2 separate regions of the Homo sapiens genome follow, and region 1 is linked to region 2. A link is an interaction called in ENCODE POLR2A ChIA-PET data of the cell type or tissue named here. Cell type or tissue: PC-9. All regions are shown on one strand. Each heading gives the region's core, and the rest is flanking DNA. Links, peaks and the distances in the headings are about the cores only.

Evidence for each region. Peaks named below come from ENCODE experiments on the same cell type or tissue, not always from the same donor. Only the 100,000 strongest peaks of a DNase experiment are listed, where the experiment ranks them.
Region 1: POLR2A ChIA-PET joins it to region 2 with 7 read pairs; 3 of 35 experiments call an interaction of 5 or more read pairs at or near these places.

What each region holds. Positions count from the first base shown.
Region 1 is chr1:27,135,739-27,146,284 of GRCh38, reverse strand. The region is part of intron 1 of SLC9A1 (solute carrier family 9 member A1); the gene reads left to right. Among named protein-coding and RNA genes, the nearest start is that of SLC9A1, 14 kb to the left of the region's middle. RefSeq lists a silencer at 3,533-3,592 and enhancers at 7,964-8,775, 10,372-10,441. In PC-9, for the core only: no CTCF peak of the experiment used is centred there; DNase peaks (open chromatin) are centred at 1,704, 3,634 and 4,474; H3K4me3 peaks cover 858 bases; H3K27ac peaks cover 2,878 bases.
Region 2 is chr1:27,499,252-27,509,797 of GRCh38, reverse strand. No RefSeq gene overlaps it. Among named protein-coding and RNA genes, the nearest start is that of WASF2, 14 kb to the right of the region's middle. RefSeq lists enhancers at 4,402-4,988, 4,989-5,574, 5,575-6,162. In PC-9, for the core only: no CTCF peak of the experiment used is centred there; no DNase peak of the experiment used is centred there.

The DNA.
Region 1 (10,546 bases), core at 1,420-9,419, 360 kb after region 2:
GCTGGGGGCCTGAGGCTGTCTCTGGGAATGCCAGCCCATACACAGCCTCCTTTCCTCCTCACCGCCTCTCCCACCTGCCCCCTTTCCTCCTGAGGCAGGGAGAGAAGGCTCGCTCAGCACACCCAGGACCTGGGTTATTCCTGAGTCATCCATCGCCTGTGTGGGCCTCATTTTGCAGCACTCGCTCCCCCTGCAAATGTCTGAGTCAGGCATGTCTCCCCAAGGTTGTCTGCACACACTGCACTGGGCCAAACTGTCTCTTTAGATGCCGATAAACATCAACTGATACTTTAAAGCAGCCCGTGATTATATGTTGGTATTTTAATCTTATGGGCTAATCTAATTTTAACTGAACTAAGTTTTGGGTTGGGCCTGGATCAGTGGGCTGCCCGCCTTCCCTGGGATCATGCTGACTTCATTTTCTTCCCCCTAAAGCTCATCTAATATACAGAGCCGATTTTGGGGTCTATTAGGCCAGACCTGAGCCCTGAGTTTTTATACTACTTGCCAAGAATCCAGAGTTCCCCCCAAATTACCCCAGCAAATTCTTTCCTGAAAAGATATGTCCTTAAGCAGTTCTAACTGAGATTCAGGATGAAAAGCTCTGTTCCTTCCCAGGCCCCCTTCCCTGTCCCTTGGGAAGCACTTACCCCTAAGCCCAGACTGGCCTTGCCACAGTGCTGAGCCTGTTTGAGACCAGGCCACAGAAGGCGGAGGAGTGATATCACAGCTGTGTGTTAGAGCCCACAAGTTCACTAAACCAATAAATAGCTAACACTTGCATAGCATTTGCTGTATGCCAAGTGAAGCTGGAAGAGGCTGTGTCTTTGCATCAGCCAGCCAGGACCAAGAGCAGCTCGCTAAGATCCTGGGTGGAAGAGGCAGGTCAGCTGAAATCAGCTAGCAGGCATTTAGCATATGGCCATCAAGGAACAAAAGAAGAGTAAACCCAGGCCCTGCTCTTTAGGAGCTTCCAGCCTGCCAGGGCTGGGCGGACTCCTGGCAGAGGCAAAGTACAGAGGGAGCAAGCAGTCCCTGAGGACTGGGGTGTTTAGAGAAAGCCTCTCAAAGGAGGTGGAACATTAGTCTGAGTCTTGAAGGATGGAAAGGAATTAGATAAGCAGGCTATACTTAGTACCAATTTCCATAAGAATGTAAGCCTCTTGAGGACAGGGACTTTGTTTGTTCACTTTCTTTTTTTTTTTTTTTTTCCTTTTTCCTTTTTTTTTGAGATGGAGTCTTGCTCTTCGCCTGGGTTGGAGTGCCAGAGTGCAGTGGCGAGATCTCAGCTCACTGCAACTTCTGCCTCCCAGGTTCAAGCAATTCTGCCTCAGCCTCCAGAGTAGCTGCAGGTTCAAGCAATTCTCCTGCCTCAGCCTCCAGAGTAGCTGGGATTACAGGCTTACATCACCACGCCCAGCTAATTTTTTGTGTTTTTAGTAGAGACGGGGTTTTGCTATGCTGGCCAGTCTGGTCTAGAACTCCTGACCTCAGGTGATCCACCCACCTTGGCCTCCCAAAGTGCGGAGATTAAAGGCGTGAGCCACCACGCCTGGCCTGTTCACTTTCTTATCTGTGCCTGGCACAGAGTAAAGGCTCCATAAATATTTGGGGAAGGAATACATGAATGAATATGTGATTGACTTCAGTGTAAAGATAGGATCCCTGCAAAGCCCTGGGGCAGACAAGAAACCAGTTTGACTGCTCAGAGAGGAGGGAGAGCAAAGGTTGCAGAGGCTCCTTGGCACCAGACTGCCAAGCCAAGGAGTTTAACTGAGCTCGCTGGGAGCGACACTCACAGAATGATGCCTTAGGCGCCAGCCAGTGTTTAAGTGGTGCTGCCTTGGCCACCTCCCTCGGCTTGGCTCTAATGGAGGGTCTGCAAGGGCATCTTCTCTGGGCCGGGTGGGGTCTCTCTGGGAAGATCTGGATCTGTTTGGTCTGCCCTCAATTTGTGTAAGTAAAAGTAAGATACCAGAGCTTCCTTGGGGAGCTGCCGAGAGCCCTAATTGAATTAAGCTTTTCCTGGGAAGATTCCTCAAGCCGTAAACTGCACTGTGACTGTGAATTAATGAGACCAGTGGCTTTAAACCATACAAGAAGGCAATCTTGTTAATTTATAGTTGTACCTGGACAGATTTACTTATGGCTTCTCTTTGCTTTAATGTGTGTTGGGAATGGGTGGGCTGGGCCAGAATCTCCTTTCTATGGCAGATTTATTTTTATAATATGAATAAATAAAACATGTCAATGGTAAAAACAAAACAACAAAAATAAAACCCAACAGTACAGAGGGTATTGAGGTGAAAGGGAAAAGTCCCCCTCATTACTTCTCTGACCACCCCCACTGTCATACATTCCAGAGGTTACCACTGTTAACTGTCTTGTCCATCTTTTTTAGAAATTCTCCATGTATATATTGAGTATGTGAGTGTGTGTGCATGCAAGGCAAATTTAGTTTTCATAAAGCCATTGCATAAAGGAAACGAGCTCTAGGCTGGTAACTGGGGACCTGGGTCTTAGTCCTAGCTCGCCTCTTTCCTGCATATTGACCTTTGCTAAGCTATGTTTGCCTTCCTGGGCCTTAGTTTCCCTATCTGTCGATTTCATCTTGAAGGGCTCTCTGGGGCTGTCCTGTGGGAAAGGCGGTCATTCCAGGGAAGCCTCTGTTCCGTTGAGGCCTAAGCAGACTGTGAGGCCCTCAGATGGGGAATTCCACAGCTCTATCCTTTGGGAGTGGGCCAGTGCTGTCATTGAGCCCTGGCTTCAAAGCACAGGGCTTTGTACAAGTACAGATCACGGTCATCTCTAAGTCCAGCTGAGGGTTACAAGGTTGAAGAAATGAGCCCACAGGGAGTCAGCTTTCTTGCTGGGGAAGTGAGACAACATACAAGGGAGAAAGCACAGGTGGGAAATTGTGTGGTTCAGGCTGGATGCTTGGGGGAATCAGAGGAGAGGAGAGATGAGGGAAGCTTCTTGAAGGAGGCGGCCTTGAGAGGTGGGCCAGGGGTAGAAGAGGAACATCATTCAGGAGGGGTTGCTAAGGGATTCTGGTGTAGGTGAGAGGATGGACTGGATGATCTGTTGTTCTAGGATCTAGGTTTCTAAGATTGTTTCTGAGTCCATGATAAAGTTTGTGGAGCTCCCAAAATAGTCTGCAGACAGTTGTATATATGTGATTTTATCAAGGGAGAAGGCCCATGATAGACTCAGATTTTTTTTTTTTTTTTTTTTTTTTACACAGTTGATTGTCAGTGTGTAAGCCACAGATTCTGAAGGTTAAGAGCTTCTGCCTTTTGTGTGGTGGGAACTTGAAGAAGGGTAGAGGACTAACTGGTCTGGGATGAATCCTTGGAGGAGGTGGTACTTAATTCTGGGATGAGTGGGGTTTGCCTGTGGGACTGCAGAATACCTTCCAGGCAAGGAGAAGGACCCCAGAGTGAGTAAGCTGTGTCCTGAGAGAAGGGAAGGGGAAATGAGTCCTTAAAGTAGAGAAAAACTTTTCTAAGTTGGAAATCAAAGCAGATGCAACATGCTCCGCCTACACTGTGCAGCAGGGAAGGTACTGGCTTCTTTATGCCCTCTGGGTCTGCTGGGTTGCCATGGTGAGCCCAGCTCACACACAGTAGGTGACTCAGGCCACCTGCCCATTTCCCTAAAGCGGCTAGGGCCCAGGCACACCTCTGAGGCTCTGCTAGTGGGGAAGCAACCACCTTTGAGGCAGCAGACGCAAGAGAAAGCCTCTGAAGGTGGACAGGCTTTGAGGATGCAGCTAGGAAGCCCTGACTGGCCTCTGCTGTTTCCTGGACTGAAGGTCCCTGTTCTCTGTTCTCACTCTGCTTCTAGGAATGAAAGTATAGAATATTCTAATTCTAGAATGTTAGAGATGGAAAAATCCTTATCATAGCTTGTAACCCCCAGGCCCAAAGGGAAATGGAGATGTTTTGATCAAGTTCTCTGTTTTTCCAGTTGAGGCCCAGAGAGGATTGGCCCCAGGCCACTCGTGAATTAATGGCAGAGTCAGTCTTCTTCCCTGCTCTGTTAACTAACTCAGGAGTCCCTAGGCAGTAAGACCTGGACAGTGGACCGAGAGGAGGGGCTGTGGTTTTTGGCTTGGATATTGGTAGCATTGGCAAACCTCAGTTCTTCCAGTGGGCCCTTTAAGCCTAAAGAAGGGCAGCTTCCTCCTGGGGTATCTATTAGGGAGCTGTCCTTGGCAGAGAAACCATTGGTCCTTACACTGGTCCTTACAGGGGAGCCAAGTACAGGTCTTGGGACCTCTGAGACAGCCCAGAGGCTTCTGCCTTCACCCATTGAATCCCTCAGGTCGTGTAGTCCATCACAAGCCAATGTTGAACTTGGGTGCTGTGCTTTTTATAGCATCTTTGCCATCAAGCCAGGGAATAAGATCTTATCTCCCCGGTGGCCAGGACCCACAGGAATCTGGATGCTGTACCAGGTAGGCGTTATGCCAGCATGAGGCGGGGCCAACTCACCTAACTGGGCAAAGCCTAAGACTCAGGTTACAGCAAGATGGGGGAGGGGAGCAGGCACCCTACCCCACCCGCTTCCCTGACTGAGCACTGCCTGCCTGGCTGGTGGAAGGTGCAGAGATGCATGAGAACTGCTTCTTTTACCAAGCTCAACGACTTGTTTGAGAAATGCGGTACAGATGCAAAACAGTCAGACAGTAGAAAGGGGGTGTGATTTGAAGTGCAGATGGAATTCTACGGGAGTTTAGAGGTGGGAGAGAGAATTTCGTACCTGGGAAGATCCCAGTAGGCTGTGCAAGTGACCACTGAGCTAGGCCTTGAAGTATATGTAGGATTTAGATGAGATACTTGAATGAAATCTCACTGGGCACAGCCAGAAGCTTCTACTTGGGGCAGAACCTCTGGATTGCAGAAGAATGTCCCAGAGCAGTTCCCTTTGGAAACATGCCCACAGGCATGGTGGTTAGAAAAACAAGCTTTGCAGCTTGACAGACCTGGGTTCAAATCTCAGCTCTACTACTTTGTAGCACCGTGACCTTGGGCAAGTCACTTATCCTGTTTTAAAAAAATTTTTTTTAATTTTTTATTTTGAGATGGAGATTCTCTCTGTCACCCAAACTGGAGTACAGTGGCACAATCTTGGCTCACTGCAACCTCTGCCTCCCTGCTTCAAGCGATTCTCCTGCCTCCCGAGTAGCTGGGATTACAGGCTTGTGCCACCACGCCTGGCTAATTTTTGTATTTTTAGTAGAGATGGGGTTTTGTCATGTTGGCCAGGCTGGTTTTGAACCCCTGACCTCAAGTGATCCCCCCAGCTTGTCCTCCCAAATTGCTGGGATTACAGGCGTGAGCTGCCGTGCCTGGGCTGTGGAGGTGACCCGCCTGGTGTCATATAGCCTGACTGTGGCAGAGCTGAAGCTGGACTCCAGGACTTCCCCTTCCAAGTCCTGTGCCATTTCTCCTACATAACATTTATGTTATGTTACCCCACCTAGCTGGAGTAGCAAGACTGATCGTCTGAAACATTTAATGAGCAAAGGGTGATTTTGTATGACAACTTGATGTGTAGCTATAAAAGCACTCAATTTTGCAGAACAGATGATGGTTTTAAAAATAGTCCCAGCTATGATAAGTGCTAGGTGAGTGATGCCAGTATTAAGGGGAAAAGGTGTGCCCTTTTTAAGCTACATCACCCTGTCTGAGCCTCAGTTTCCCCAGTCTAAAGGGGGGTGATGTCTGTAAAGCCCTGAGCACATTGTAAGTGCTCACTAATGGGAGTTGCTACTATTCCTGGAGCCTTAAAGGAAGAGGTGAGGGTGGGGTCAAGCACTGGAGGATGGTTTTAGGTATATGGACTGGAGGGCATTGGGGTGAGCTGAGTACTGAGGTTAGGGGTGCAAATGAGACCATTAGCTGAATTGTCTGAGCTCGTTCTTTAGTTGGGAGGTGGGGAGACACATGTTCAGCAAATGGATTCGTGCTGATAAATACTGTACTGAAGATGGAAAGATGGATAAATATAATCCCAGCCTCAAGGGAGAGGCTGGCATGTAAACAGGCACTTGTGATGTGCTGTGAAGTGCTGCAGCAGGAGCCTGCAGAGCTGTGGGTGTGCGGGAGGGAGGAGTGGAGGTGGGTGGGTCAGGAAAGGCTTCCCAGAGCTTTGAGCTGGGTCCTGAAGGTTAAGAATGAGTGTTTTGGCCAGGTGCGGTGGCTCACACCTGTAATCCCGGCACTTTGGGAGGCTGAGATGGGCGGATCACTTGAGGTCAGGAGTTCCAGACCAGCCTGGTCAACATGGTGAAAGCTCATCTCTACTAAAAATACAAAAATTAGCCAGGTGTGATGGTGCAAGTCTCTAATCCCAGCTACTTGGGAGGTTGAGACAGGAGAATGGCTTGAACCCAGGAGGTGGAGGTTGCTGTGAGCCGAGATCGCCTCACTGCACTCTAGCCTGGGCGACAGCGAAACTCTGTTTCAAAAAAAAAAAAAAACAATGAGTGTGCTTAGCTCACATAGAGGGGAGAACTGGAGAAGGGCACAGAGATGTGAATGACACAGAGCCACAGATCATGCAGAACCATTGACCTTTGCTTCTAAAACTCATTGGGATGTTTCCAACCCTTCCACCTCACCCCCAAACACGCCTCACTCACCTGTTTTGCTGGGCAGAGAAGCTAACTGCACCTGTGGGGCACTGAGCACCTGTGATGGCTGTCGCCCTGGTATAGGCAGTGAGGACAGAGCTACCTACCACTTACTGAGACCCTGCCAGTGCCTGGCTTTGTGCTCAGGGCTTCGCATAGTGCATCATTGCCTTCTGCACTATGTGACGGCCCCGAAGGGTGCGAGTCATGGTATCTAGCTTTATTTAGCTTACAGCTACTTTAGGAAAGTGAAACAGGGAATAATTAAGTGCTCGAGGATTGCTGTGCTGTTGCCTCAAAGAACAGGAGACCTTTAGGAAGGGGAGAAATGTGGCTGGAATGAACATGGAGCAGAGATCTTTGTGCAGACACCTTCACCAGACCCTTCTAAGAGGGAGGGAAGGTGACCAATCAGGCAATGGCCGTGACACCGGTTAAGGCTCTTTGCAGGCTCTGAGTACTAGGTATGGGCAGGCACCTGTTGGGGAGCCCAGCCAGCTGCAGGAAAAGTCTGGGTGAGGAGTCAGTGAGAAATAAGACAGTAGGTGGGCGGGGCTGGATGAAGCATCTGGAACTCCAGAGGGGTGTAGACTTGGCCAGGGCTCCTCAGACTGGTGGCAAACACAACCACACCTGTCAAAGGCTTGCCTCTTCACTCCATCTTCTCCAACCCGGGTGATTCCCGGGCCTCCTGAATGGTCTTGCGGCTCCACTGCTGTCTGCCTGCAGGCAGCTCTCCCCAGAGCAGCCGCAGGGAGCTTTGAGACCTGTAAACCAGAGCATGGTGTTTCCCCTGCTGAAAACCTTTCAAATGCTTCCTGATGAACTTGGGAGAAAATGCAAGGAAAGTGTGGCCCACCCCTTTCTCCACTTCATGCCCCACTACCCTTTCCCTGTTCCAGTCGCACCGGCCTTCCTGTGTCCCTAACGCACATCTGCCTTGCCAGGCCTGTTCCTCCATACAGCTGTGGCATTTGCTCGATCCCCAGCCTGGAGCACTGCCCATAGACTGCCTCGCGCCGGTGCTCTCCTTCAGGCCCTAGATCAAACGTCATCTCTTCAGAGAGGCCTCCCTGACTGTCCAGTCTAACGGGCAGCACACGCCCCACCAGCTGCCTCTACCCCCATGTCAGACACTATTCTGGATCTGAGGACACAGCCAGGAACAAGACAGAAGAGGCTCCTGATGTCAGGGGGCTCCCATGCCAGCATGGAGCATTGGATGTGGACAAAGCAGTGTCAGGTAGTGGTAAGTGTCCTGAAGAAGGCAGACATGAGGGAGAGGTGGGGCTGCTGGATGGCCAGCAAGGGTTCTCTAAGGAGCTGGTGTCTGAGCTGAGACCCAAAGGACAAGAAGAGCTCATCTTCCAAAGACCAGGGCCCCTGAGGGGGGTGTGCTTGAGGAACCTGAAGTGCGGGGGAAGAGGGGAAGCATGGTGTGAGAATGGAGAAGAGGGCAGGGGCCAGATCATGCCAGGCCCGTGGGCCTGGGGCTAGGATTCATGGTGCTGTGTGGCACCATCAAAGGCTCTTGAGTAGCATGACATGGTCTGACCTGGGGAGGGATGTGCGGACAGCCTGGGAGTGCGATAGAGTCGGCTCAGGCCCTGGGCTGGCCCCACTCAGTGTCCTGCCTGCCAGCAGCTCAAGCTGGGTCTATGAGGGCAACAGAGTAAAGCTTCCCGACAGGCACCACTGGCCAAGCCAGCAGTGGGATGGAAGCTCCAGCCTAGGAGAGCTGCTAGCAGGGAGGGGCGAGCAGGACGCTGGAGCAGAGTGGGCGTGGAGTCAGGGGCACATTGGGGAGGGAGGGGCTGAGTGGGCACCAGGCTCTGCTGGACTCCTGCTGGCCACCCCTCCCTTGCTGAGCCTCAGCGCCTGCAGGCAAACAGTCACCAGACCTGTCATGTGGGAGGCGTGGCATTGCTGAACACCAGGGTTGGACATGCGTGTTCCCTGCTGAACCCTATGGTCGTGGCCTGGGGAGTTGTCAGGTCAGGAAAGGGCAGACCTAGAATCAGAACCAGACTTTAGCACTGGGAGGGATCCTAGAGACTGCAGAAGTCCAGGAGGAGAAGATAAGGGGTTAGGGAATCAAAAGACCAGGACTGAAACCCCCCTCCCCCACTTGCAACTTTGTGGTCCCCATGTGCAAAGGTGTGGAGGTTAAATGAGAATGCTGAGGCGAGCACCTAGCAGTAAGGGCTTCTAAATGTCTGACATGATGACAGAGCCCGGCCCATCCCCCTCAGCTCACAGAGGAAGCAGAGGCCAGGGCGGAAGTGACTTGCTTAAGGGCCACAGAGCTGCATTGAGCTCAGCTCCCCGACCTCTAGTCCAGGCTCTCCTGTGATGCTATAAGTGGTCCTTCTTCCCACATCGTTCCCTCCGCAGAGGTGAGGCGGCCTCCTGCCTGTCCCACTTTCTTTTCAGCCTGCCTCTGAGCACCTACCATGCAGCAGACACAGTTGCGTGGTTGGTGGTTCCCACCCTGGAAGCGCTGGCACTGACACTTGTGTGTGGGAGACAGACATGTAAACAACTAAAACACAAGGCAGGCTGAAGTGCCGCAGGGACACAGCACGTTGCAGGTGGGCCCTGGGGGCAGATGGGGCTCCATCTGGCACTACCACTTACAATGGAATGGCAACGAGGCCCAAACCTAAGTTAGAACAGATCAAGAGGGCCTTGGATTCAATGCAGAGAAGTGTGGGCTCTTTCCTGAAGATGGGGGAACTGCAGAGGTTCTGGAGGAGCCATGACCATGACTGGCCTGTGTTTAGGATGAGGGCTCTCCTGGCTGATGGAGAAGGGACTAGATGAAGCTTTTCCCCCAGTGTTCTTGGCTCTGGGAATTTTCCGCCTCCTCCTTCCATGGATAATTATCCTTCCTAAGAAACTGATCAGATGGGAAACTGCAGGAAATTGTTTGGGACGGGGATTGTGTAGGAGTTGAGGGGAGAGTGGAGAGGATGTAGCCGGAGAGGGGTATCCGTGCCAAGCAGCAGGTGGTGGCTCCCTTCAGAGGGGAGGGAGGGAAGCCTGGGCAGGGCTGGGAATTTAGAGCAGGAAGATGCAGGTGCTTCTGGGGGAGCTGAGTCCCTCAAAACTCCTGGTCTTATCCTCGGTTGAGGAGAGGGGTTAGGGTGACTGGCAGGGTCTGACTTTTCTGGGTCAACAAGAGCTGGGGAAAGTGTGAGGCAGTGTGGCCCAGTGGGCGGGGCCAAGCCCAGGCCCAGCTCTGCTTGGAAATTCCCTTATTGTGGGCCAGGGCTAGTTAGGAGTGGTGAGTGTGCACTGGGCATCCTCCCTTGGCACAGAGCAGTCCTCCTCCTGCCCCCTGCTCCCAGCAGACCCAGAGCTTGAGTCGTGGACCTGGCTGCTGTCCCCTTGCTAGTTAAGCAGCAGTTCTCCATGAGCTGAGGCTTCTGGAGAGCCAGGCTTCCCTTAGTGACTGAACCACAGGGATGTGTGCTTAGCGCTGAGGATAAGGGGGTCCCCACATCTGAAGCCAGGAGCGAGACTGCCTCTAGAGGGGCCCAGAAGGCTCTGCAGGTGGAGATTCAAGGCATCCTTCTGGGCAGTCAGGGGCCAATAGAGACTGCAGAGTCCAACAGACCTGTCTGAATCCCAGCTCTACTACCTGCCTGCTATATGCCTGTAGGCTGATTATCTGACCTGTGTCATTTTTCTGCAGATAATTCTGGGGTAACCACAGTTCTGACTTGGATCATCATCAGTTGATCTTACCTGTTCTTGAACTTCATCTGAATGGAATCATAGGTACTCTTGTGTGTCTGGCTGCTTTTGCTCAGCCTATCTGTGAGATTCCTCTTCACTGTCACATGTACCAGAGGTTTGTTCATTTTATTGCTGTTCGGTGTTGCCTCGTATGAATACACCACA
Region 2 (10,546 bases), core at 750-8,749:
ATCCAGGTGCCAGGATGAGGTGGGGCATTGCAGGTGGGGACTCGGGCTGTTAGGCCCCGTCCTGCCAGGCCCAGCCCTGGTCTTAGAGGAGCTGGAGTTTGCCAGCTCCCACCCACGCCTCAGCTCCTGCTATAGCCCCACCCCACCCCTGCTCAGCACCTGGACCTCCTCATCTCCTCTTCCCTCTCTCCCTCTCTTGGAGGGCTGACAAGTCCCACAGGAAAGAAAGAGCTCAGAGGTCAGGAGTTTCCTCCACCTACTCGCACTCCCACATACATCCCAATATACCCCAAAACAGAGCTGGAGTGGGGGGCCTCAGGCAACCAAGTACCCACAGAGTTCAGCTGTCTCATCAGTCAGGCCTCTTCCCTGCAAGGCGCTCAGGAAAGACTGACGGTGGTGACTCCATTCAATTCAACCAACATTGAGTACCTGCTGCATGCCAGGCCCTGTGCTAGAGTTAAGAAGGGTGTTGTTCCCACTCTCTGGGAACTCTTGGGGCAGTGGGGGAAAGATGGTGCACACAGCCAACAGTATTACACGTGCTTTATAGTGGTGCAAAGTGCAATTGAGTATACAAAGTGAGACTGATTTCACTTGGGGAATGGTGAGTGGATATCAAGGAAAATTTCCTCTGAGCAGTGACATCTGAGCTGGGCCATAACAAATCAGTAAGACTGCCAGTAAGAAAAGGTCTTTGAGGCCAGGCATGGTGGCTCATGCCTTTAACCCTAGCACTTTGGGAGGCTGAGGTGGGAGGACTGCTTGAGGCCAGGAGTTCAAGAGCAACCTGGCCAACATAGCGAGACCGTCTCTAAAGGAAACAAAAAGGAGCCAGGCGCGATGGCTCATGCCTGTAATCCCAGCACTTTGGGAGGCCAAGGCGGGCGGATCACGAGGTCAGAAGATCGAGACCATCCTGGCCAACATGGTGAAACCCCGTCTCTACTAAAATACAAGAAAAAAAAATTAGCAGGGCATGGTGGTGGGTGCCTTGTAGTCCCAGCTACTCGGGAGGCTGAGGCAGGGGAATCACTTGAACCTGGGAGGCGGAGGTTGCAACGAGCTGAGATCATGCCACTGCACTCCAGCCTGGTGACAGAGCAAAACTCTGTCTCAAAAATTAAAAAAAAAAAAAAAAAAGAAGTGCTCCTTTTGGCAGAGGAAAGTATAAGAATTATAGTGACTACCAGGAGTGTGAGGTAGTTTGCTCAGCACCTTATGTATTCATTTAATTGTCACGATGACTTTGTGAAATTGTGTAATTATGGCCATTCTCCAGATGTGGCAGCTGAGGCTTTGAGACACACAGCTAGTAAGCGGCAAAACTGGGATTTCAACTCAGTGCTGTCTGCTTCCATGAGTTGAACTTCTGCCACCTAGAGTAGCCTGAGCAAAGGACATGTGGCAACTTGAGCAGAGGGCCATGAGGTGAGGGCTGGAGGGCCTCACCATGAGGTGAGGCAGGGGTTGGGTTGGGGGAGCCTTGGTTGAGGAGTGTGGGCTTTATCCAGAGAGCAATGGCAGTGGGGGGCGGTATGGGAGGTTCACTAATGGGGGTGTGGGGTAAAGAAAGATGATGCTTACGATTAGCTTTCTGTTTTCAGAGGCCCTCTTTGAAGAGAAGAAATTAGAGGCAGAGAAACCTGTGTGGGAGTGGCTGTAAAAATCCAAGAGAAAGATGGGGGTTGAGGGATGAAGAGGAAGGTAGGCATCTGGGAGATACCGAGCGGAACCTGGGGACTGATTGGTTCCAGTGGACAAGTGGAGGGAGGAGTCCAAGCTGATGTCCCAGGATTTTGCCTGTGTGCTCCAAAAGGAACCCCAATTATTAGGTTTTGTATTTCGTTTTGTTTTTTGTTTTTTGAGATAGGGTTTCACTCTGTCTCCCAGGCTGGAGTGCAGTGGCGCGATCAGGGCTCACTGCAGGCTCGACTTCTCCCCAGGCTCAGGTGATTCTCCCACATCAGCCTCCTGAGTAGCTGAGACTACAGGTGTGCTCCACCATGCTCGCTCATTTTTTGAAATTTTTGTAGAGATGGGGTCTTGCCATGTTGCCCAGGCTGTTCTGGAACTCCTGGGCTCGAGCGATCCACCCACCTTGGCCTCCCAAAGTGCTCAGATTACAGGCATAAGCCACCATGCCCAGCCTTGGCTACTTTTTTTTATTTTTATTTTTATTTTTTTTTGAGATGGAGTCTTGCTCTGTCACCCAGGCTAGAGTGCAATGGCGCGATCTCGGCCTCCTGGGTTCAAGCAATTCTCCTGCCTCAGCCACCTGAGTAGCTGGGATTACAGGCACGTGCCACCATGCCCAGCTAATTTTTGTATTTTTAGTAGAGACGGGGTTTCACCATGTAGGTCAGGCTCAAACCCCTGACCTCATGATCCACCTGCCTTGGCCTCCCAAAATGCTAGGATTACAGGCGTGAGCCACTGCGTTCGGCCAATTTTTTAAATTTTTTGTAGAGATGGGGTCTCGCAGGCCAGGCGTGGTAGCACACACCTGTAGTTCCAGCTACTCAGGAGACTGAGGTGGGAGCCTGGGAGGTTGAGGCTACAATGAACCCTGATTGTGCCACTGTACTCTAGTCTGTGCAAGAGAGTGAGACCCTGTCTCAAAAAAAAAAAAAAAAAAAAAAAAAGCCGGGTGCAGTGGCTCACACTTATAATCCCAGCACTTTGAGAGGCCAAGGCAGGCAGATCATTTAAGATCAGGAGTTCAAGATCAGCCTGGTCAACATGAGAGATGGGGTCTATGTTGCCCAGACTGGTATTAAACTCCTGGGCTCAAGCAATCCTCCTGCCTTGGCCTCCCAAAATGCTGGGATGAGAGGCATAAGGCACTGCGTCCAGCTCCAGTAATTAGTTTTTAACAACATACTGGGCACCCGCTAGCCGCCTACCATGACTCAGCCCCACATGTGGCACCTGCAAAATTCACTCCTGATGGGTGCTTTATTCTCCTCCAAATACTCATTTATATTCATCACCTATTTGTGTATGTATTTATCTAACATATATGGAGCACCTGCTGTATGCCAGATGCTGTGCCGGGAACCGGGGATACATCAGGGCACAAACTAAACCCGTGTCATTAGTGATGTAATGGTTATAGCCGGCGGTCTGCATTTGAATCCTGATTTGCAACTTATTTGTGGTGAGTCCTGGCTCAGCCTCCAACTTGCTGTGACTTCAGGTGAGTGAGTGAACCTCTCATTGTCTGTTTCTTCATCTGTAAGATGGCGATACCAACAGTACCTACCATGCAGATTAAATGGGTTAAATGTAAAGTCCTGGGCCCCGGGTCAGCATTTGACATTAGCTATTATTAGAGTTTACATTTTAACGAGGATCCAATTGCACAATTAATTATTTAATTCATTATTATTATTATTGAGACGGAGTCTTGCTCTGTTGCCCAGGCTAGAGTGCAGTGGCGCGATCTTGGCTCACTGCAAACTCCGTCTCCTGGATTCAAGCGACTCTCCTGCCTCAGCCTCCTGAGTAGCTGAGACTACAGGCGTGTGCCACCATGCCTGGCTAATTTTTGTACTTTTAGTAGAGACGGGGTTTCACCATTTTGGCCAGGCTGGTCTCAAACTCCTGGCCTCAGGTGATCTGTCTGCCTCAGCCTCCCAAAGTGCTGGGATTACAGGTGTGAGCCACCGCCACCCCTGACCTATTTAATTTATTTTTATTTTTATGTTTGAGACAGGGCCTCACTCCGTCACCCAGGCTGGAGTTCAGTGGCACAGTTACAGCTCACTGCAGGTCACTCCTCAACCTCCCAGGCTCAATCCATCCTACCACCTCAGCCTCCCGAGTAGCAGGGACTACAGGCACATGCCACCATGCCCAGCTAATTTATTTTTTGTAGAGACAGGGTTTTGCCATGTTGCCCAGGCTGGTCTTGAACACCTGGCTTCAAGTAATCCTCCCACCTCAGCCTCCCAAAGTGTTGGGATTACAGGCCTGAGGCACCACACTGGCCAATTATTTAATTATGTACAACCATGATAAATACAGCACTGCCGTCTTTTTTCTTCTGAAGGTGCCTCCTTCAGAAGTTGAGGGCAGGTTTTAGAGCAGGTGATGGTCCCACTGAGCTGAGCTGAGTGAGTTGGGGCTGGCCAGGGAAAGCATGAGGGAGGGAGGGGTGGTCGAGGCAAAGGGCACAGTGAGAAGGCAGACCCGCAGGTGGAAGGAGGCGCTGAGAGCTTTGTATTTCCAGAACTTTACTTGGAGCCTCAAAACAGTGCTGAGAAGTAGGTCAGGCAGATACTATGCCCCCATTTTACAGAAACGGCACTAAGGCCCAGAGAGGAACAATGACTTAGCAGGTCTGTGACAGAGGAGGCTCCGTCAATGTTCTGCCAGCTGATCCAGGGGGCTGGAGAGGACAGGCCTGAGAAGAGGCCTTTGTCCCTTTGCCGGCTGGGGCGGGAGCAGCAGAAGCTGAGGCTGCAGCTGGCCACCAGCAGCTGTGGTGGCCAGAGCTGCATTCCTTCCCCTGCCAGTGAGCAAGTCCAGGCTTATGGCAGGGGCTGGGAATTTTCTTTTTGTCTTTTAAAAAAAAAGCACTTTAGTCAACATTAAGTTGTGACTTCAAACAGACACAGCTCCTAAGTGTCCTCCCCAGCCCTAGTTCTCTCCAACTCCCCAGGGTAAGCCCCCAGGCAGCCAAGTTTCTGGGAAAGGCAGGAGGCCTGGACTTGGAGTCCAAAGACTGTGGTGAGCCTTGGCTCAGACTCCCGCTTGCTGTGTGACCTCAGGCAGGTCACCACCCTCTCTGGGCCTGAGTGTCCTCTGCAAAACAGGGAAGGGAGGGTTGGATGACATAAGGTGGGGTGGGGAGCCCAGCAGCTGGCCCCAGCCAGTGGCAACACAGCTCTGCTGCTCTCCAACTTTGAGGCAGTGGGGCCTTGGGGGTCCGGAAGCTGGGGACAGGCAGCCTTTCATCTCTGCTGGCCCAGGGTCGCTGCAGGTTGGCAGGCCCCACATCCCGAGATCGCGTTTCAGGCTGGAAGGGGCCTTCCTGTGACCTCAGCCGGCCAGGCCTGCCCCTGCCTCCCTCCTCCCCATTCTCACCAGAGGGAAGCAGGCAGTATCCCGCCCAAGGTCACCAGCCAGCAAGTGGCTGTCCTTCGGCCTGCCCTTCCCTCCCACCCGAGCCAGCCCCCACCGGCCTCCCACTGTAAAGCCTCAGGTCTCCTGGGCCATTAGGAATCTGCCAGGCGAGGCGTGGTCTTTTTCCTCTCTCTTGTTTCTTGGCTTGTTTTCCCAGTTCTCCAACAGCCGCCTCCTGCAAAAGCCTCTGGGTGCGTGTACAGGAATATTTTTCTTTAAAAAAAAAGAGAGAGAGAGAGAGATTGAAGAAAGACAGAGAAATACAGCAGAGTTTGGGTAAAAAAGCAAGCAACTCCTTAATCCTTTCCCTGTAACCTCTGGCTTCTCAGCTGGGTTGGCCCCAGGCACTGGGAAGGCAGGCTTTGCTGGGGTGAGAGGCCTGGGCTTGTACCCCACCGCCCCCTCCTCACCCGCCTCTGTTCTCCGGGGTTTGGTCTGACTTTTGGAGCCAGGAGGAGACGAGCTGCAGGGCTCAGCAGGGCTGGGAACACATGGGGGTGCTGAGGGGCTTGGCTGGGACTTTGCCCCCTGCCCACTTGGCCACCTTCTATGGAGGCTACAGGATCCGAATATTTCACCCATAACTCATTCCCTCTCTTCCTGCTTTCGTTCCTTTATCCTCTGTCTTCGGAATCACTGGCCTGTCCAGTGCTAGCTCCCTGAGTGCCATCTCCCATCCCTGCACCCTGTCACCCCACACGGGGCTTGGCTTTCTTGTTTTGTGAAAGTCATACACTTTCACACTTTGTCTTTATCCAGTCAGACCCCTCTGTAGAGGTGGCACTCAGTGTCCTGCCCTTTGTCCTGTCTGAGGAACCAACCCCTAATTATCTGTTGTAGTCACAGTTCCTGGGTCCATGCCTGACATATAGGAGGTATGTTGGGGTGCTTCTCGAATGAATAAATTCAAATCATAAATAGGTCGCTCAAAATATTCAGAGTGAGCTGGGCGCGGTGGCTCACGCCTGTAATCCCAGCACTCTGAGAGGCCGAGGCAGGCAGATCACGAGGTCAAGAGATCGAGATCATCCTGGCCAACATGGTGAAACCGCGTCTCTACTAAAAATACAAAAATTAGCCAGGCGTGGTGGTGCGCACCTGTAGTCCCAGCTACTTGGAAGGCTGAGGCAGGAGAATTGCTTGAACCCGGGAGGCGGAGACTGCAGTGAGCCGAGATCGCGCCACTGCATTCCAGCCTGGACAACAGAGCCAGGCTCCATCTCAAAAAAAAAAAAAAAAATTCAGAGTGATCCTGCAAAAGGGACATTTGATTGTGACATATCTCTGTTAGAACTCTTCCATGCCTCCCCAGCACCCCCAGAATCCAGTCCAATCCTCTGTCTCCACCTCTCCCCACTCACCAGCCCTCATCAAAGGATGTCCTTTTCCCCCAGTGAGCCATCATTTTTTCTCTTGCCTCTGGGCCTTTGCACATGAAATTCCAACCACCTGCCTGCCTCTCCCGGCTGTCTCAAACCTGTTCCCTTGTCAGATTCAAGGAGCAGAACACACAAGTGTTCAGAGCCCAGCAAAGCAGGGATACTCAAGACTTTTTTTTCAAATGGTTTGACATTCAATAATTTTTAAAAATCACTGAAATAGGCTGGGTGCGGTGGCTCATGCCTATAATCACAGCACTTTGGGAGGCGGGCGGATCACCTGAGGTTAGGAGTTCGAGACCAGCCTGGCAAACATGGTGACACCCTGTCTCTACTAAAAATACAAAAATTAGCCGGGCATGGTCGTGGGTGCCTATAATCCCAGCTACTCCAGTGGCTGAGGCAAGAGAATTGCTTGAACCTAGGAGGTGGGGGTTGCAGTGAGCCGAGATCCAGCCACTGCACTCACTCCGGCCTGGGCAACAGAGTGAGACTTCATCTCAATAAAACAAGCAAACAAAAAATCACTGAAATAGTGCTCATGGGAAAATTCAGAACTTTATTGGAGCTTCTTGGTCTTATTTTCTGGTGAGTTTTGTTTTTATGTTGAATTTATACCTAGGTTGGTATGGCACTAGGTGACACGATCTGGCTCTGGTCTTTAAGTCTCAGCCTAGATGTCAACTACTCCTCTACTGACTCCTCCAGACCGGTTTAGGTCTCTTCCTGGTGCTCCCGAAGCCCTTCTTCTTTTTTTTTTTTGTAGAGATGGGATTCTCACTATGTGCTGGGATTACAGGCATGAGCTGCCACACCTAACCCCCTATGGATTTTTTATATCCATATTTTTGTTTTGCTTATTCCTTTTCATTTCCTTGCCCCAAGTCTGTAAGCTCCCTGAGGGCCTAATATTTTTCTTTTTCTTTTTTTTTTTTTTGAGACGGAGTTTTGCTCTTGTTGCCCAGGCTGGAGTGCAGTGGTGCGATCTCGGCTCACCCCAACCTCCACCTCCCGGGTTCAAGTGATTCTCCTGCCTCAGCCTCCTGAGTAGCTGGGATTATAGGCATGCGCCACCATGCCCAGCTAATTTTGTATTTTTCGTAGAGATGGGGTTTCTCCATGTTGGTCAGGCTGGTCTCGAACTCCCAACCTCAGGAGATCCACATGCCTTGGCCTCCCAAAGTGCTGAGATTTGGGATTACAGGCATGAGCCACTGCACTCGGTCAATATTTTTCTACTTCTTTTTTTTTTTTTTTTTTGAGGTGGAGTTTGCTCTTGTTGCCCAGGCTAGAGTGCGATGGCGTGATCTCGGCTCACCACAACCTCTGCCACGTGGGTTCAAGCGATTCTCCTGCCTCAGCCTCCCGACTAGCTGGGATTACAGACATGTGCCACCATGCCCGGCTAATTTTGTACTTTTAGTAGAGAACGGGGTTTCTCCATGTTTGTCAGGCTGGTCTTGAACTCCTGACCTCAGGTGATCCACCCGCCTCGGCCTCCCAAAGTGCTCGGATTACAGGCTTAAGCCACCGCGCCCAGCCATATTTTTCTACTTCTATACCTGCAGTGCCTAGTATGGAACCTAACATAAAACTGACCCAAGACATGTTACTCTCCAGTCGTTTCTTTTTTTTTTTTATTTCTTCTAAAAAAAATGGGATACATGTGCAGAACGTGCAGGTTTGTTACATAGGCATTCGTGTGCCACGGTGGTTTGCTGCACCTACTGATCCATCCTCTAAGTTCCCTCCCCTCACCCTCCAAACCTCAAACAGGCCCTGGTGTGTGCTATTCCCCTCTCTGTGTCCATGTGTTCTCAATGTTCAACTCCCACTTATGAGTGAGAACATGCGGTGTTTGGTTTTCTGTTCTTGTGTTAATTTGCTGAGGATGATGGCTTCCAGCTTCATCCATGTCCCTGCAAAGGACATGATCTCATTCCTTTTTATGGCTGCATAGTATTCCATGGTGTATATGTACCACATTTTCTTTATCCAGTCTATCATTGATGGGCATTTGAGTTGGTTCCATGTCTTTGCTATTGTAAATAGTGCTGCAATAAACATACATGTGCATGTGTCTTTATAGTAGGATGATTTATTTTATTTTATTTTATTTTTTGAGACGGAGTCTTGCTCTGTCACCCAGGCTGAAGTGTAGTGGCACGATCTCGGCTCACTGCAAGCTCCACCTCCTGGGTTCACGCCATTCTCCTGCCTCAGCCTCCGGAATAGCTGGGACTACAGGCGCCCGCTACCATGCCCAGCCAATTTTTTGTATTTTTAGTAGAGACAGGGTTTCACTGCGTTAGCCAGGATGGTCTCGATCTCCTGACCTCGTGATCCGCCTACCTCGGCCTGCCACAGTGCTGGGATTACAGGCGTGAGCCACCGCGCCCGGCCAGTAGAATGATTTATATTCCTTTGGGTATATACCCAGTAATGGGATTGCTGGGTCAAATGGTATTGCTGGTTCTAGACCCTTGAGGAATTGCCACAATATCTTCCACAATGGTTGAACTAATTAACATTCTCACCAACAATGTAAAAGCGTTCCTATTTCACCACAGCCTCACCAGCATCTATTGTTTCCTGACTTTTTAATAACTGCCATTCTGGCCAGGCGCAGTGGCTCATGCTTGTAATCCCAACACTGTGGGAGGCCAAGATGGGTGGATCATGAGGTCAGGAGATCGAGACCATCCTGGCTAACACAGTGAAACCCAGTCTCTACTAAAAATACAAAAAAAAAAAAAAAAATTAGCCAGGTGTGGTGGCAGGCGCTTGTAGTCCCAGCTACTCGGGAGGCTGAGGCAGAAGAATGGCGTGAACCTGGGAGGCGGAGCTTGCAATGAGCCGAGATCGCACCACTGCACTCCAGCCTGAGTGACAGAGCGAGACTCTGTCAAAAAAAAAAAAAAAAAAAGTTAGCTGGGTGTGGTGGCACCCGCCTGTAGTCCCAGTTACTGGGGAGCCTGAGGCAGAAGAATCTCTTGAACCTGGGAGACGGAGGTTGCAGTGAGCTGAGATCACGCCACTGCACTCCAACCTGGTGACACAGCAAGACTCCGTCTCAAAAATAAATAAATAAATAAAAATAACTGCCATTCTGACTGGCGTGAGATGGTATCTCTTTGTGGTTTTGATTTGCATTTCTCTGATGGCCAGTGATGTTGAGCTTTTTTTCCTGCGTTTGTTGGCCATGTAAATATCTTCTTTTGAGAAGTGTTCATATCCTTAACTCACTTTTTGATGGGGTTGTTTTTTTCTTATAAATATGTTTAAGTTCCTTGTAGATTCCGGATATTAGACCTTTGTCAGATCAGTAGACTGAAAAAATTTTCTCCCATTCTGTAGGTTGCCTGTTCATTCTGATGATAGTTTCTTTTTTCTCTCTCTCTTTTTTTTTTTTTTTTTTTTTTTTTTAAGACGGAGTCTCCCTCTGTCTCCCAGCCTGGTGTGTGCAGTGGTGTGATCTCGGCTCACTGCAAGCTCCGCCTCCCGGGTTCACGCCATTCTCCTGCCTCAGCCTCCCGAGTAGTTGGGACTACAGGCACCCGCCACCACGCCCAGCTAATTTTTTTGTATTTTTAGTAGAGATGGGGTTTCACTGTGTTAGCCAGGATGGTCTCAATCTCCTGACCTCGTGATCTGCCCGTCTCAGCCTCCCAAAGTGCTGAGATTACAGGCGTGAGCCGCTGTGCCCGGCCGATAATAGTTTCTTCTGCTGTGCAGAAGCTCTTTAGTTTAATTAGATCCCACTTGTCAATTTTGGCTTTTGTTGCAATTGCTTTTGGTGTTTTTGCCCATGCCTATGTCCTGAATGGTGTTGCCTAGGTTTTCTTCTAGGGTTTTTATTCCTCAGGCTTTTTTTATTCAGTCCACTTTGCAGGGTAGATCATATTCTGTTCCTACTTCCTAATTCTGCCTGAGGAACTCCTACTCACCCTTCAAAACCCCTTCCAAATGGCCCTTCCTCTGTAAGCCTGTCCCAATCTCCCAGTTAAGTTCTCTACTTCTATAAGCTCATAGCTCCT